Linked DNA regions of Homo sapiens: region 1 is linked to region 2. Evidence: chromatin loops called from intact Hi-C (ENCODE). Cell type or tissue: heart right ventricle. All regions are shown on one strand.

Region 1 (8,000 bases), 47 kb after region 2:
CCCAGCCGCCACCCCATCTGGGAAGTGAGGAGCGTCTCTGCCCGGCCGCCCATCATCTGGGAAGTGAGAAATGCCTCTGCCCGGCCGCCCCGTCTGGGAGGCGAGGAGCGCCTCTGCCCTGCCGCCCCGTCTGGGAGGCGAGGAGCGCCTCTGCCCGGCCGCCCTGTCTGGGAGGCGAGGAGCGCCTCTGCCCGGCTGCCCAGTCTGGGAAGTGGGCGCCTCTGCCCGGCCGCCCCGTCTGGGACGTGAGGGGCGCCTCTTCCCGGCCGCCCCGTCTGGGAGGTGAGGGGCGTCTCTGCCCGGCCGCCACCCCGTCTGGGAAGTGGGGGGCGCCTCTGCCCGGCTGCCCTTCATCTGGGAGGTGGGGAGCGCCTCTGCCTGGCCGCCCCATCTGGGAGGCTAGGAGCGCCTCTGCCCAGCTGCCCATCATCTGGGAGGTGGGGAGCACCTCTGCCCGGCCCATCATCTGGGAGGTGGGGAGCACCTCTGCCCGGCTGCCCATCGTCTGGGATGTGAGGAGCGCCTCTGCCCGGCCACCACCCCATCTGGGAAGTGAGGTGCGCCTCTGCCCGGCCGCCCCGTCTGGGAGGTGAGGAGCACCTCTGCCCGGCTGCCCCGTCTGGGAAGTGAGGAGTGCCTCTGCCCGGCCACCCCATCTGGGAAGTGTACCCAATAGCTCCGAAGAGACAGTGACCATCGAGAACAGGCCATGATGACGATGGCGGTTTTGTTGAAAAGAAAAGGGGGAAATGTGGGGAAAAGAAAGACAGATCAGATGGTTACTGTGTCTGTGTAGAAAGAAGGAGACATAGGAGACACCATTTTGTTCTGTACTAAGAAAAATTCTTCTGCCTTGGGATGCTGTTAATCTATAACCTTACCCCCAACCCCGTGCTCTCTGAAACATGTGCTGTGTCAACTCAGGGTTAAATGGATTAAGGGTGGTGCAAGATGTGCTTTGTTAAACAGATGCTTGAAGGCAGCATGCTCATTAAGAGTCATCTCCACTCCCTAATCTCACGTACCCAGGGACACAAATACTGCGGAAGGCCGCAGGAACCTCTGCCTAGGAAAACCAGAGACCTTTGTTCACGTGTTTATCTGCTGACCTTCTCTCCACTATTATCCTATGACCCTGCCACATCCCCCTCTTTGAGAAACACCCAAGAATGATCAATAAATACTAAAAAAAAAAAAAAAAAAAAAGAGAACTCCTCCTCTAACCTGAAATCATAAATGTATTCTCCTATACTGTCTTCTTAAAACACCACAGTTTTGCATTCCATATGTCTTCAGTCCACCTAGAATGAATTTCAGTGAAGGATGGAACAGGAATTCAATCATTTTGTTTTCTATTTGTCTTAAGCTGTCTCTCAGCATTGTTCATGGAAAATAACCTCTTAATGGTGTTAGTTTCCTTTGCCTAGTTTCGCATATAATAGACCTCTGTGAATGAATTTGAATAAAGGATAATATTTTGGTAGTGTGAAACTCTTTCTATAGGTTCCTTGTGGTTTTCAAATATATTGTCTAATTTACTAGTTGATTTTTTATTCTGTACACGTTATGTTCTGTTTTACTTAATTATAAGGGCCTCATTTACTACTGAAATCCTATTGGCACTAAATAAATATTTGTCAAATTTTCTTTACATCTGTTTTAAATTTCCTTTTATTGTAGTAGTCTTTACAGTTATGAGACTTGCTTGATACATTTTCTTGAGCTCTTTGTCTTAGACTGTGTTTCTTAACTCTAACATAACATTATAGTCACCTGAAGAGATTTTAAATGCTACCTGTCATTTGGGCTCTACCTCTGGCCCAGTTAAATTAGTATTTTTAAAGTTTCCCAGTTGACTTTTGTGTAGTTCAGGTTGAGAAGCACTGGTCGGAGACATGACTGGATACTTTTGGTTCTTCAGATTTCTCTTAGGTAAGTTTTTCTTTTTTGCAAAGCCCCTTTTGATTTTACAAGTTTAGAAGGAATTTCTCTTTTTGACAGATTTTATGAAACTTTTACTCTTTGACATTTAAAAACATACATAGAAAGTTTCTGAAGATTGTTACATAAGTGTTATTTATGGCTGAAATTTTTTGTCCCATCACATCTTGTATTCCGTGCAATCAAATTCAACAGATATTTATTATCCTTTGTGCCAGGCATTATGCAAGGGCTTGGTGAATAAGAGAAGGTCTTTGACTTTCTGGAGCTTATAGTCTATATTTGTAAGTAATCATAAGTATAATGAGCTCTCCAAAAGAGGTGGGGGTATAGGGTTCTGTGCAGTTGTACTGCCTGGAGGGTTGAACCTATTCTGTGAGTCAGGGAATGTCTCCCTGAAGTAACATTTAAGCTGAGACTTTAAGAAGAAGTTCAGAAAACACATTCTTTAGATAAACTGGACTTTTTCAAAATTAAAAACTTGTGTTTCAAAGGACATTATTGAGAAAGAAGACTTTCTTGAATGGGAGAAAATATTTGCAAATCCCATATCAGTAAAGGGTCTACTACTATCAGAAGGTAAAAAGAACTCATACAACCCAACAAACAGACAACTCAATTAAAAAATGGGCAGAAGATATGAATAAACAATTCTCCAGAGGAGATATACAAATGACCAACAAGCACATGAAAAGATGTCCAACTTCGGCTGGGTGCAGTGGCTCACACCTTTAATCCCAGCACTTTGGGAGGCTGAGGCAGGTGGATTACCTGAGGTCAGGAGGTGTAGACAAGCCTGGCCAACGTGGTGAAATCCCGTCTCTACTGAAAATGCAAAAATTAGCCAGGTGTGGTGGTGAGCGCCTGTAATCCCAGCTACTTGGGAGGCTGAGGCAGGAGAATCACTTAAACGCTGGAGGTGGAGGTTGCAGTGAGCTGAGATTGCGCCACTGTACTCCAGCCTGGCCAACAAGAGCGAAAGTCCGTCTCAAAAAAAAAAAAAAAAGTCCAACTTCACTGGGCATTAAGAAAATGTAAATCAAGCTCTCCTACTCCCCCTCCCCCTCCCCCCCTTCCCCTCCCTTCGGGTCTCCCTCTGTTGCCGAGGCTGGACTGTACTGCCGTGATCTCAGCTCGCTGCAACCTCCCTGCCTTGGGCTCCCATGATTCTCCTGCCTCCGGCCTGCCGAGTGCCTAGGATTGCAGGCACGCACCGCCACACCTGACTGGTTTTTGTATTTCTGGTGGAGACGACGGGGTTTCACTGTGTTGACCGGGCTGGTCTCCAGCTCCTGACCTCGAGTGATCTGCCTGCCTCGGCCTCCCGAGGTGCTGGGATTGCAGACGGAGTCTCGCTCACTCAATGCTCAACGTTGCCCAGGCTGGAGTGCAGTGGCGTGATCTCAGCTCGCTACAACCTCCACCTCCCAGCCGCCTGCCTTGGCCTCCCAAAGTACTAAGATTACAGCCTCTGCCCAGCCACCACCCCGTCTAGGAAGTGAGGAGTGTCTCTGCCTGGCCGCCCATCCTCTGGGATGTGAGGAGCCGCTCTGCCCGGCCGCCCTGTCTGGGAAGTGAGGAGCGCCTCTGCCCTGCCGCCCTGTCTGGGAAGTGAGGAGCGCCTCTGCCTGGCCACCCCATCTGGGAGGTGAGGAGCGCCTCTGCCCGGCCACCCATCGTCTGAGAAGTGAGGAGCGCCTCTGCCCAGCCGCCCCATCTGGGATGTGAGGAGCACCTCTGCCTGGCCGCCCTATCTGGGAACTGAGGAGTGCCTCTGCCCGGCCACCCCGTCTGGGAACTGAGGAGCGCCTCTGCCCGGCCACCCCATCTGAGAAGTGAGGAGCGCCTCTGCCCGGCAGTCGCCCCGTCTGGGAAGTGAGGAGCGCCTCTGCCCGGCAGTCGCCCCGTCTGGGAAGTGAGGAGCGCCTCTGCCCGGCAGTCGCCCCATCTGGGATGTGAGGAGCGCCTCTGCCCGGCCGCCCCGTCCAGGAAGTGGGGAGTGAGGAGCGCCTCTGCCCGGCCACCCCGTCTGGGAAGTGGGGAGCGCCTCTGCCCGGCCACCCCGTCCGGGAGGTGAGGAGCGCCTCTGCCCGGCCGCCCTTCGTCCGGGAGGTGAGGAGCGCCTCTGCCCGGCCGCCCTTCGTCCGGGAGGTGAGGAGCGCCTCTGCCCGGCCGCCCTTCGTCCGGGAGGTGAGGAGCGCCTCTGCCCGGCCGCCCTTCGTCCGGGAGGTGAGGAGCGCCTCTGCCCGGCCGCCCTTCGTCCGGGAGGTGAGGAGCGCCTCTGCCCGGCCGCCCTTCGTCCGGGAGGTGAGGAGCGCCTCTGCCCGGCCGCCCTTCGTCCGGGAGGTGAGGAGCGCCTCTGCCCGGCCGCCCTTCGTCCGGGAGGTGAGGAGCGCCTCTGCCCGGCCGCCCTTCGTCCGGGAGGTGAGGAGCGCCTCTGCCCGGCCGCCCTTCGTCTGGGAGGTGAGGAGCGCCTCTGCCCGGCCGCCCCGTCTAGGAAGTGAGCGTCTCTGCCCGGCTGCCCCGTCTGGGAAGTGAGGAGCGCCTCTGCCCGGTCGCCCCGTCTGGGAAGTGTACCCAACAGCTCCGAAGAGACAGCAACCATCAAGAACGGGCCATGATGACGATGGCAGTTTTGTCAAAAAGAAAAGGGGCAAATGTGGGGAAAAGAGAGATCAGATGTTACTGTGTCTGTGTAGAAAGAAGTAGACATAGGAGACTCCATTTTGTTCTGTACTAAGAAAAATTCTTCTGCCTTGGGATGCTGTTAATCTATAACCTTACCCCAAACCCGGTGCTCTCTGAAACATGTGCTGTGTCAACTCAGGGTTAAATGGATTAAGGGTGGTGCAAGATGTGCTTTGTTAAACAGATGCTTGAAGGCAGCATGCTCGTTAAGAGTCATCACCACTCCCTAATCTCAAGTACCCAGGGACACAAACACTGCGGAAGGCCTCAGGGACCTCTGCCTAGGAAAACCAGAGACCTTTGTTCACGTGTTTATCTGCTGACCTTCTCTCCACTATTATCCTATGACCCTGCCACATCCCCCTCTTTGAGAAACACCCAAGAATGATCAATAAGTACTAAAAAAAAAAAAAAAAGAAAATGTAAATCAAAACAGTGAGATACCACTTCACACTCAGCAGACAGCTATCATAAAAAAATTAGAAAATAACAGGTATTGGTGAGATGTGGTAGAAATGGTAACCAAAAGGTGTAAACAACCCAGATTTCCATTAACAGTTGAATGGATAAACGAGTTGTGTTATACACATATAAAAGAATAATTTCCAGCCATAAAAAGGACTGAAGTACTGATACAGGCTACAACATGGAGGCACCTTGAAAACATCATGTTAAATAAACCAGAAACGAAAAGTTAACACATTGTGTGATTCCTTTCATATTCAGAATAAGCAATCCCATAGAGACAGGAAGCAAATTAGTGGTTGCCAGGGAACTGGGGAGGGGGAGATAGGAAGAGATTATTTAAAGGGTATAGGGAGGTGGTGGTTGTATGACATTGTAAATGCACTAAATGCCAGTGAATTGTATACTTTAAAATGGTTAATTATATAAATTTCACTTCCAAAAAAAGTACATAAACCTGATTAGATTTTTAAAACTTGTATGACCACACAGTTTTAAGTGCATAAGTATTTTTTCTGAGTGGAGTTGGTCAACCTAAATAAAAAACAGAGAGAGGTTCCCTAGAAGAAAATGATGGTTATTTGGCAACAGCATTGCAGTGGGAATGTACTTGCCGTGGTAAACTATGTATATATTCAAGGACGTAAAGGAAGACAGATTTTTAAAGGGAAAAGGAGGATTATGTAATTGTTTTAAAATGATTATGATAGGCTACAGAGGTCAATAACAAGAGTGATGCCAGTCCAAGTTTGGACAGGCAGTTGCTGGGCAGATGTCCTTGTGGAAGTATTTTTTGTGTAAGATTGCAGTGCCTTTGAGCAAGCAAGGCTGTGGTTTTTGCAGAATCTTTTGTGATAGGTTTTGTTTAGGTATACAAGTGTGAGAACCCTCTTAGCCTTTCCAGCTCTATATGTCAGATTTTTTAATACACTAGTGACTTCATTTTGATTCTGACAACTTTCACAAATTATTACAATTGTTGTTGCATAATAAATATTTTACAGATTTTGTTCAATATTAAACATTAAAAATGAAATTTATTGGAAATTCATCTTCTAATGGTATGGACTTTTAAAAAATGCCATTTAGTCTGTATGTCCATGGATGACTGCTACATGAATGAATGCTACAAGGGTTCAGCATAAATTCTGTTCTGTTTTATGATTTATCAGACTCAAGTGCTGAGAAACCTTGTTGATGTAATAAAATGGTAATGGAAGGAGTTTAGTTATAGCAGTGTCACTCAGTTTTTTGAGCTTCTGAGTCATGTACTAAAAAGCACATAGTAATTTAGCATAAAATTGACTTTTAATGATTAATTGACTCATAACTCAGGTTTTCCTTCAGTGTTTTTGAAACGTGAAGAATTGGAAAACAGTTCACTTGCATAATAATTTGGTAATCATTAGAGTAATTTACTACTTTCTCAACACCTCCACCAGCATTTCCAGTCCACCCTATGTTTAGTGCTTCAGAAATTTTTGCCTGTCAGGAAACTACCATGGTAATAAGAGACATAGGTTAGGGGAATGTTTTTCTTTTGTAAAATGGAAAAGCATTATTTTTAAAGGGAAAAAGGGAAAGATGAGTTCTCATGACACAGACAGAGTAGTTTTTGAAATGACTACCTGTGAAAGATGAAAATTTTCTGATGCTCTTAAAGCTAACTGTGCACTTGGACCTCTTCAAATCTTTGTGTACCTAGACAGTACCGTACTCTTTCCGAGGTTTTATATAAAGTGCTGCTTACAGCCTGCCCTCGGCTACGAATCTTTGAATAACTTAAAACTCCTGTGCACTGTGAATAAAAAGAGGTGAAATTAAAAAAAAGTAAAATTTGACCCTAAAGCTCTGTCTTTGAAAATGGCTTTTTAAATTTTGTGTCTGTAATAAATGTGGAGTTAATACAAAATTCTTAAATTAGATTGAGTTAGGAGTTTCGGCTTTTCTCCTCATTCCTTTTCTAAAAATTTTCCCAGGTCAATGAGTGGTCATTGAAGATAAGAAAGGAAATGAGAGTTGTTGACAGGCAAATAAGGGGTAAGTTATCATTTTATGTCTTCTATTTTTCACCCTCTTGGTATATTTTGCTTCAGTTCATAAAAATAAACTGCATTTATATATCATAAGACATAGTTTATTCCTATATCAGTTATTTATAGCTGTCTGACTGATTTTGCTTTTTAATTCTGTAATCAGTATTAAAAAAAGATAATGAGTTAGAAGAAACTTTATATTTTGGAAGAGCAAAAGAAACCTCTTGCTACTTATAAAGAAATGCCTTTTATGGAATTCAAATTAAATAAATTATACATAAGTAAGAAATACAATTTCATTGTCACTGCTCTATCTTAGCATGACTGTAAATTGAGGACAGTATGTTTATAAATAAAGTTGATTTTTTTTGTTTAGTACCATTTAAGATGATTTGCAAAGGGATGGTAATATTTAAAACTTTTAAGGTTTTTAACACTTTCATGATTGGAGAAGAGTTAATATCATAAAGGTATCCCAGTATCACTTTCTTTAAAAAGAATTGGAGAGGGAAATTCCACTCCCAGCCATGAAGGAGTAATTGCTTTTCAACTTGCATTCTCATCGTAAATAAAAATTTGGACAAAGCAAGAGAGAAAAAAACTGGACAAAAATCTGTGAAACAGCTGTTTTCAAACATTGGGCAGCTGGCAGTACAGGGTTGTGATCACTGAGAGAATAGAAACAAAGACAGAGAGTCTTAATATGACCCTGTCATTCTGCTTGGAGATACTTTCTGGATTATAGCCCATGGAAGGACATTCCAAGCAGAGCATAGTGGTTTCACTGGGTTGAGAATAGAGATAAGGGTTCAGGGAGTGGCTGGAATTTGTGGGGCCGAGTATCAGAGAGAATGGAAATACTCAGAGAAA
Region 2 (8,000 bases):
GGTTAATGAGCATTGGCTTCAACTTAAAGTCACCAGCTGTATTAACCCCTAACAAGAGAGTCAACCTGTCCTTTGAAGCTTTGAAACCAGGTGTTGACTTCTCTCTAGCTGTGAAGGTCCTAGATGGCATCTTCTTCCAATGGAAGGCTGTTTTGCCTACACTGAAAATCTGTTGTTTAGTGTACTCACCTTCATCAGTGATCTTAGCTAGATCTTCAGGATAATTTGCTGCAGCTTCTACATCAGCACTTACAGCTTCACCTTACACTTTTACGTTACAGAGACAGCTTCTTTCCTTAAACCTCATGAATCAACCAACCTCTGCTAGCTTCCAACTTTCCCTCTGCGGCTTCCTCACTTCTCTCAGCCTTCAGAATTGAAGAGAGTTGGGGCCTTGCTCTGGATTAGGCTTTGGCTTAAGGGAATTTTGTAGCTAGTTTGATCTTCTATCCAGACCACTACAACTTTCTTCATATCAGCAATAAGGCTGTTTCATTTTCTTATCATTCATATATTCACTGGAGTAGCACTTTAAATTTCCTTCAAGAACCTTTCCTTTGCATTCACGACTTGGCTGTTTGGCACAAGAGACCTAGCATTCAGCCTATCTCAGTTTTCAACATGCCTTCCTCACTAATCTTAATCATTTCTAGCTTTTGATTTAATGTGAGACCTGCAACTCTTTCACTTGAACACTTAGAGGCCATTGTAGGGTTATTAATTGGCCTAATTGAAGATGTCTGGCCAGTGCAGCAGTCAGAATACATGCAGCATTTATCAATTAAGTTCCTTGTATTATATGGGTTCAGTTCATGATGCCCCAAAACAGTTACGATAGTAACATCAATGATCACGGATTACAGATCACCATAACAGATATAATCATAGTGAAATAGTTTGATATATTGCTAGAATTACCAAAATGTGACACAGAGACACAAAGTGAGCCACATGCTGTTGGAAAAATAACACTGATAGAATTGCTTGACACAGGATTACAACAAACCTTCCATTTGTAAAAAAAAAGCACAGTATCTAGCCAGGCGCAGTGGCTCACGCCTGTAATCCCAGCACTTCGGGAGGCCGAGGTGGGTGGATCACCTGAGGTCAGGAGTTCGAAACCAGTCTGGCCAACGTGGTGAACCCCTGTCTCTACTAAAAATAAAAATTTAAAAAAATTGCTGGGCATGGTGGCACGCACCTGTAATCCCAGCTACTCGGGAGGCTGAGGCAGGAGAATTGCTTGAACCCGGTAGGTGGAGGTTACAGTGAGCAGAAATCGTGCCATTGCACTCCAGCCTGGGTGACAACAGCAAAACTCCATCTGAAAAAAAAGAAAAAACCCACAGTATCTGTGGTGCACAGTAAGGTGAAATGCAGTAAAACAAGGTATCCCTGACACTTATTACTGTCAAGTTCCCTTTGTTTATGTGCATAATGGGATAGTAGACTCCTTACATTAGACGTTAAATGGTTTTTGAATACTCTTATTTACAGTCTCTTTTAAAATACACTCTTTGTGTTGACATAGAGGATACTTAACTAAATTTATAGCCTATTTATCTAATAATGAAGAACAAAAGTAAGCTTGAAAATAGAGAAGCACCTAAAGAGATGTCAAAGGCATGCAGACGTTTTCTTATTCATAAGCATCTACTGAATGAATGAGGAGCCAGAGAGAATTTATTTTTACTTTGCATAGATTTCAATGAGCTTGTTGATCTGGCTTCCCAGTCTTCAGGAGTCACACCTATAGAAGCTATGGAGTAAGGGAGGGGCGTGCCAGAGGCAGGCCAAAGAGGTCATAGTTACAAACTTTGGTGTAAAGGATGGAAGTTATGAAGAAACAAAACAAAAGACAGTAGTTTGTGGCCAGGTAGTGCAGTAACAAATAATGTCTTGAAAGAATGTCACTATCTTGCCGACAATGATTCTGTGTCACCAAGAAAAATATTTTACCAGTATCATCTGCACAAGAAGTCAGGAAGATTCATTTTATAAAATTCGAAACAATTAACTTTGAAATGTTTTGGCAAAGTGAAAAGTTTCTGTTTCTAGGAAAACTCATTTTGGGGGGTGGAGTGAGAAGGACAGAAATCTTGTTCCTAGATTCCCTTATAAAAGGTTAATGGAGGCTGGGGTGGGGAGATCGCTTGCGCTCAGGAGTTCAATGCCAGCCTGGGCAACATGGTGAAACTCAATCTCTAAAAAATACAAAAATTAGCCAGGCATGGTGGCACGCATGCCTGTAGTCCCAGATACTTGTGGGGCTAAGGCAGGAGAATTGCTTGAACATGGGAAGAAAAAAAAAAAAAAGGTTAATGGCCTAACAGTCTCACCAATTTTGCCTTAAACCATGCCATCAGTTGTATAATATAAAAATGATGTTCACATGCAGTGTGTATTTAGTGTCACTACTGTTCTAAAATTATGTGAGCTCTTTTCATTGGGGAAGTTGCTTTGAGAATGCTGTCTATTTATTGACAAAACAGAGTCTTGGGCCACGTTTCCACATGCGTAACTTGGTTTTGTGAGGTCCTTTCACAAAGATGAAGTAGTAGGGTTTCAGGCACAGCAAAAGGAAAATTAGAACTTCTTGATATTTTCAGGGTAGCTTTTATTTTTATGGTTTAAGTGCTCTTCATTTATTTTCACTTAATTTCTGAGCCAAGTGGCTAAAACAGTAGGTTTCTGGAACAGAATTCCTCAAGCTGACTCCTAGCTTTGTTGCCAGAGGCTTAGGTAAGAGATACCTCTCAAAATGTCAAACATGGCAATGTCTTGGAATTTTAAAACCATCTTGTTAAAATTACTTATTAGTTTTGAATGTGGTGGACTTGGTGACCAATCTTGACGTATATTGCTTTGCTTTAAAAGCACCTAGGTTTGTTTAGTGAGGAAAAAAAAGAATGTGATTCTTACAGTTTTTCTGTTTAAAATAATAGAATCTGAGTGTCAGAAGCAAATGTGAAGGTCATTTAGTACAATTTTCTCTATGAATTTAGATCTTTTATGTCCCGGTTACAAATTGGCACACTTATCATCTGACAAAAGGCATGCTACATTTGCAAAAATCTATAAACATTCCACCTGCCAGGATCCACAGAAAAGCGAGCAGTGAGCTGGCAACGCAGCAAGAGCAAGTGCTGAAAGCCCAGATCTGGACACTTTGTTGGACACTTCCCAGTCATCATCTTTGGGAGGCAGGATGAGTCAGGAGTTTATCTTTTTTAAAAAGCTAGTTCTAATAGAACCTACTTGCTCTGAAATATATTTCCATTATTCATCAAAATGGCTCATAGTTAACCAGGATTTTTATTTAGAGAGAAACCTGTGAATGTAAGGTAGTAAAGATCATCCTCATGAGTTCAGCACTGAACTCATTTTACTACCCTGAACATCTCCAAAAAAGGGAACAGGAGGCAAGAGAGCAGCTTTCTTCTGCTTCAGCCAAGCATACTCTCTGCTGTTACTGAACAAGGGCAGATTTACACAGACTTTGCTATATTTCTGTGGCTATGGGAAGGATGAGAAGTAATACTACCAAAGCATGAAAAGGATGAGAGGTAACACTACCAAAGCAAAAGAGAGTTTGTTGCATACTATGCACTAGATTGGGCTATGCAGAAATTAAAGACCCTTTACAATTTCAAAGATTTCTAAGGATGAGAAAAGCCTGCAGTAACTCATTCAGTTGTATTCCTTTAACCTAAGCAGGAATGTATCTGATTAACCTATTCTGGAAAAACATGTCTTCAGAGTCCTAGATTTTGTTCAAGCAGCTTGGATTTTTTAGTCAAGGAACATGTGGTGTTAACTATAAGCTACATGTTATCTGAGAGTTATTCCACAGTCTGAATGGAGTAGTAGTGTTTTCTGAAATAATATTCCTATAGGGCAAACCACATGTAGGAAGTGGAAAGAGCTTTTGATGCCTCGTAGCATGTATTCATTAGCTAAAAAGGAGAGGGCTGGGACAGGAAAGGGATGGAACAAATGTGCAGCATCCTCACCAACTCTTGTTTGACCATTTCCAGCCATCTAGGGAAAATACATTATTTTATTCCTTTAGTTAAAGCTTTCATTGAAGGGAAATATGTCTTCGTAAAAGTATACAAGTTTCAAATATGAAGAATATTAATTTGTCACAAAGTCAACACCCTCATGTAACCCATCACCCAGATAAAGAAACAGAACAATTGTCACATTCAGAAGGAACCAGAGGGAGGTTCTACCTTCACATTTCTCCCCAAATGTAATCTCTATGATAACTTCTACATTCATAGATTCGTTTTGCCTCTTTTTAAGTGTTATACAATTTAAATCATGTAGGATATAGTCATTTGCCTACAGTTTCTTTTATTTACAATTGTGAGGTTCATCTCTGTCATATGTAGTAGTAGCTTGTTCATCTTCAGTACTGTGTAGAATTGTATGAACACACCACAATTTATAGTTATTCATTATATTGTGGTGAGCAATCTAGCTTATTTTCAGTTTTTGGCAATTACAAATAGTACTACTATAAATAAATATAAAAAAATAAAAACAGTAAGACAAAAAAGACTACTTCTATGAATATTCTTGTATATAATTTTGGTTCATATATATTCACATTTCTCTTGAGGGTGTTGCGTTATTGAGTGTGCTATGTTCATTTCTGGTAAACACGAATAGTGTTCTAAAGTAGTTGTACCAATTTACATTTTCTTCAGTGGTATAAGAGAGTTCCAGTGTTTCATATTCTTACTAACATTTGATGTTACATATATTTTTTCATATTAGCATTTCTGGTGACTGTATAGAGGTATATCTCTTTGTGGTTTTAATTTGCATTTCTCATTCCTATACACCAACACGAACCAAGCCACAAGCCAAATCAGGAACGCAATCCCATTCACAACTGCCACAAAAAGAAAAAAGTAGCTAGGAATACAACTAACCAGGAAGGTGGAAAATCTCTACAATAAGAATAACAAGACACTGCTCAAAGAAATCAGAGCTGACACAAACAAATGGAAAAACAGTCTATGCTCATGGATAGGAAGAAAAATATCATTAAAATGGCCATACTGCCCAAAGCAATATGCAGATTCAATGCTATTCCTATCAAACTACCAATGACATTCTTCACAGAACTAGAAAAAAACTATTTTAAAATTCATATGGAACCAAAAAAGAGCTCGAATAGCCAAGGCAATCCTAAGCAAAAATAACAAAGCTGGAGGCATCGCATTACCTGACTTCAAACTATACTACAGGGCTACAGGAACCAAAACAGCATGGTTCTGTTACAAAAATAGACACATAGACCAATGGAACAGAATAGAGAGCCCAGAAATAAGACCACACACCCACAACCATCTGATCTTTGACAAAGCTGACAAAAACAAGCAAAGAGGAAAAGACTCCCTATTCAATAAATGGTGCTGGGATAACTGACTAGCCATATGCAGAATATTGAAATTGGACCCCTTCCTTACACCATATACCAAAATCAACTCAAGATGGATTAAAGACTTAAATGTAAAACCCAAAACTATAAAAACCCTGAAAGACAGCCTAGGCAATACCATTCTGGTCACAGGAACAGGCAAAGATTTCAGGACAAAGATAACAAAAGCAAAAGTTGACAAATGGGATCTAATTAAACTTAAGAGCTGCATAGCAAAAGAAACTATCAACAGAGTAAACAAACAACCTACAGAATAGGAGAAACCATTTGCAAACTATGCATCTGACAAAGGTCTAATATTCAGCATCTATAAAAAACTTAAACAAATTTACAAGAAAAAAAACCCCACTAAAAAGTGGGCAAAGGACATGAATAGACAATTTTCAATAGAAGGCATACGTATGTCCAACAAGCATATGAATAAAAGCTTAATATCACAGATCATTAGAGAAATGTGAATCAAAACCACCAAACCATCTCACACCAGTTAGAATGGTTATTATTAAAAAGTCAAAAAATAACAGATGCTGGCAAGGTTGCAGAGAAAAGGGAACATTTATACATTGTTGGTGGGAGTATAAATTATTTCAGTCATTGTGGAAAGCAGTATGGTGATTTCTCAAAGAGTTAAAAACAGGACTACCATTCAACCCAGCAATCCCATTACCGGTTATATATCCAGAAGAATACAAATCATTCTGCCATAAAGACACATGTTCATTGAAGCACTATTCACAATATCAAAGACATGGAATCAACCTAAATGACCATCAGTGACAGATTGGATAAAAAAAATTGTGGTACATGTAGACCATGGAATATTATGCAGCCATAAAAAAGAACAAGATCGGCTGGCACAGTGGCTCACACCTGTAATTCCAGCACTTTGGGAGGCCGAGGCGGGAGGATCATCTGAGGTCAGAAGTTTGAGACCAGCCTGGCCAACATGGCGAAACCCTGTCTCTACTAAAAATACAGAAATTAGCCAGGCATGGTGGCATGTGCTTGTAGTCCCAGCTACTCAGGAGGCTGAGGCAGGAGAATCGCTTGAACCCAGGAGGCAGATGTTGCAGTGAGCCAAGATTGCGCCATTGCACTCCAGCCTGGGTGACAGAGCCAAGACTCTGTCTCAAAAAAACCAAAACAAAACAAAACAAAAAACAAAAGAAAATGAGATCATGTCATCTGCAGAAACATGGATGGAGCTGGAGGCCATTATCCTTAGCAAACTAATGCAGGAACAAAAAACCAAATCCTGCATGTTCTCTCTTACAAGTGGGAACTAAATGATGAGAACTCATGGACACAAAGAGGGGAGCAGCAGACACTAGGGACCAATTGAAGGTGGAGGGTGAGAGGAGGGAGAGAAGCAGAACAAATAGCTATTGCGTCCTTGTTAGTACCTAAGTGATGAAGTAATCTGTACAACAAAACCCCCGCGACATGAATTTACCTATACAACAAACCTGCACATGTATTCCTGAACCTAAAATAAAAGTTAAAACAAACGGAAAAATTTGCACTTCTCCAATGACTAATGAGGCTAAAACCGTTGTCATGTTTATTAGTAATTTGAAAAACCTCTTTTGGGAAGTGCTTGTTAAAATCTTTTGCCCATTTTTCTATTGGGTTTCTGTCTATCTTTTTCTTATTGAATTATAAGAGTTATGTACATATTTTAGATATGAGTGCTTTGTCAAATATATGTATTGCAAATGTTTTCTCCCAATCTGTGGCTTTCCTTTTTTAGGAGGAAGAAGGTTTTTTAAATCTTTTTTTTTTCTTAGGAAATTTCAATTATATACAAAAGTAGAGAGATTAATATGATTAATTCCCATCTACTCAACTTCAACAATTATCGACTCATAGCCAACCTTGTTTCAGCTATATCCTCACTAAAAATCACCCTCTTCCATTGCCCTAATCTGCCCTTTTGTTTCCATTATTTAACTGTTAGGCCTTTAATACTTAATTTAACAGTCATTTATTTATTCTTCCTATATTAATTGGATTATATCTAATTGAATTAATAGTTAAATCCAGTGAATGCATTTTCTTACTTATATTACTTTAGCTCTCTGCCTATGGTGACTCTGTTAAGCATTTCCTCCTTGCAATTCCTTTCCCTTGAACTTCTGTGGTACTACTCTACCTGATTTTCACCTACTTCTCTGATCTTCCCTTCATAATTTCCTTCCTGGAATTTTCTTCCTCCCTTGCTTCTTCAGAGTTATTGTTTTCCTAGAGTTCTGTTCCAGTTTTTAATCAATTTGGGTGATTTCATCAATACTCATGTCTTTGACTCCCACATACTGAATCTACATCTGTAGTCCAGAACACTCTATTCAATACCAGATCTGCAAATAGACTATCTGCTGGACATCTCACTTGGATGACCCACAGGCATCCAAGGCAGACTGCTGATTGCCTCCCCCAGCTCTAATCCATTCTTCCATTATACTAGATTTCAAAGTTTTTTAAAATTAGAACTTTTTTTAGAGCTCTTAGGTTCACAGCAAAAGAGAGAAGGTACAGAGGTTTCCCT

Evidence for each region. A loop is a pair of places that touch in the nucleus more often than their neighbours do. Peaks named below come from ENCODE experiments on the same cell type or tissue, not always from the same donor. Only the 100,000 strongest peaks of a DNase experiment are listed, where the experiment ranks them.
Region 1: a loop joins it to region 2, with 2.1 times the contacts of the local background. A loop is called at or near these places in 4 of 110 quality-filtered maps.

The regions. Positions count from the first base shown.
Region 1 is chr2:86,541,386-86,549,385 of GRCh38, reverse strand. RNF103-CHMP3 (RNF103-CHMP3 readthrough) reads left to right here. Exons shown (of 8, transcript NM_001198954.1): 4 at 7,074-7,134. CHMP3 (charged multivesicular body protein 3) reads left to right here. Exons shown (of 6, transcript NM_016079.4): 2 at 7,074-7,134. Among named protein-coding and RNA genes, the nearest start is that of CHMP3-AS1, 17 kb to the left of the region's middle. In heart right ventricle, no CTCF peak of the experiment used is centred here; no DNase peak of the experiment used is centred here.
Region 2 is chr2:86,588,179-86,596,178 of GRCh38, reverse strand. The region is part of intron 3 of RNF103-CHMP3 (RNF103-CHMP3 readthrough); the gene reads left to right. The region is part of intron 5 of CHMP3-AS1 (CHMP3 and RNF103 antisense RNA 1); the gene reads right to left. Among named protein-coding and RNA genes, the nearest start is that of CHMP3, 29 kb to the right of the region's middle. In heart right ventricle, no CTCF peak of the experiment used is centred here; a DNase peak (open chromatin) is centred at 3,152; H3K27ac peaks cover 3,771 bases.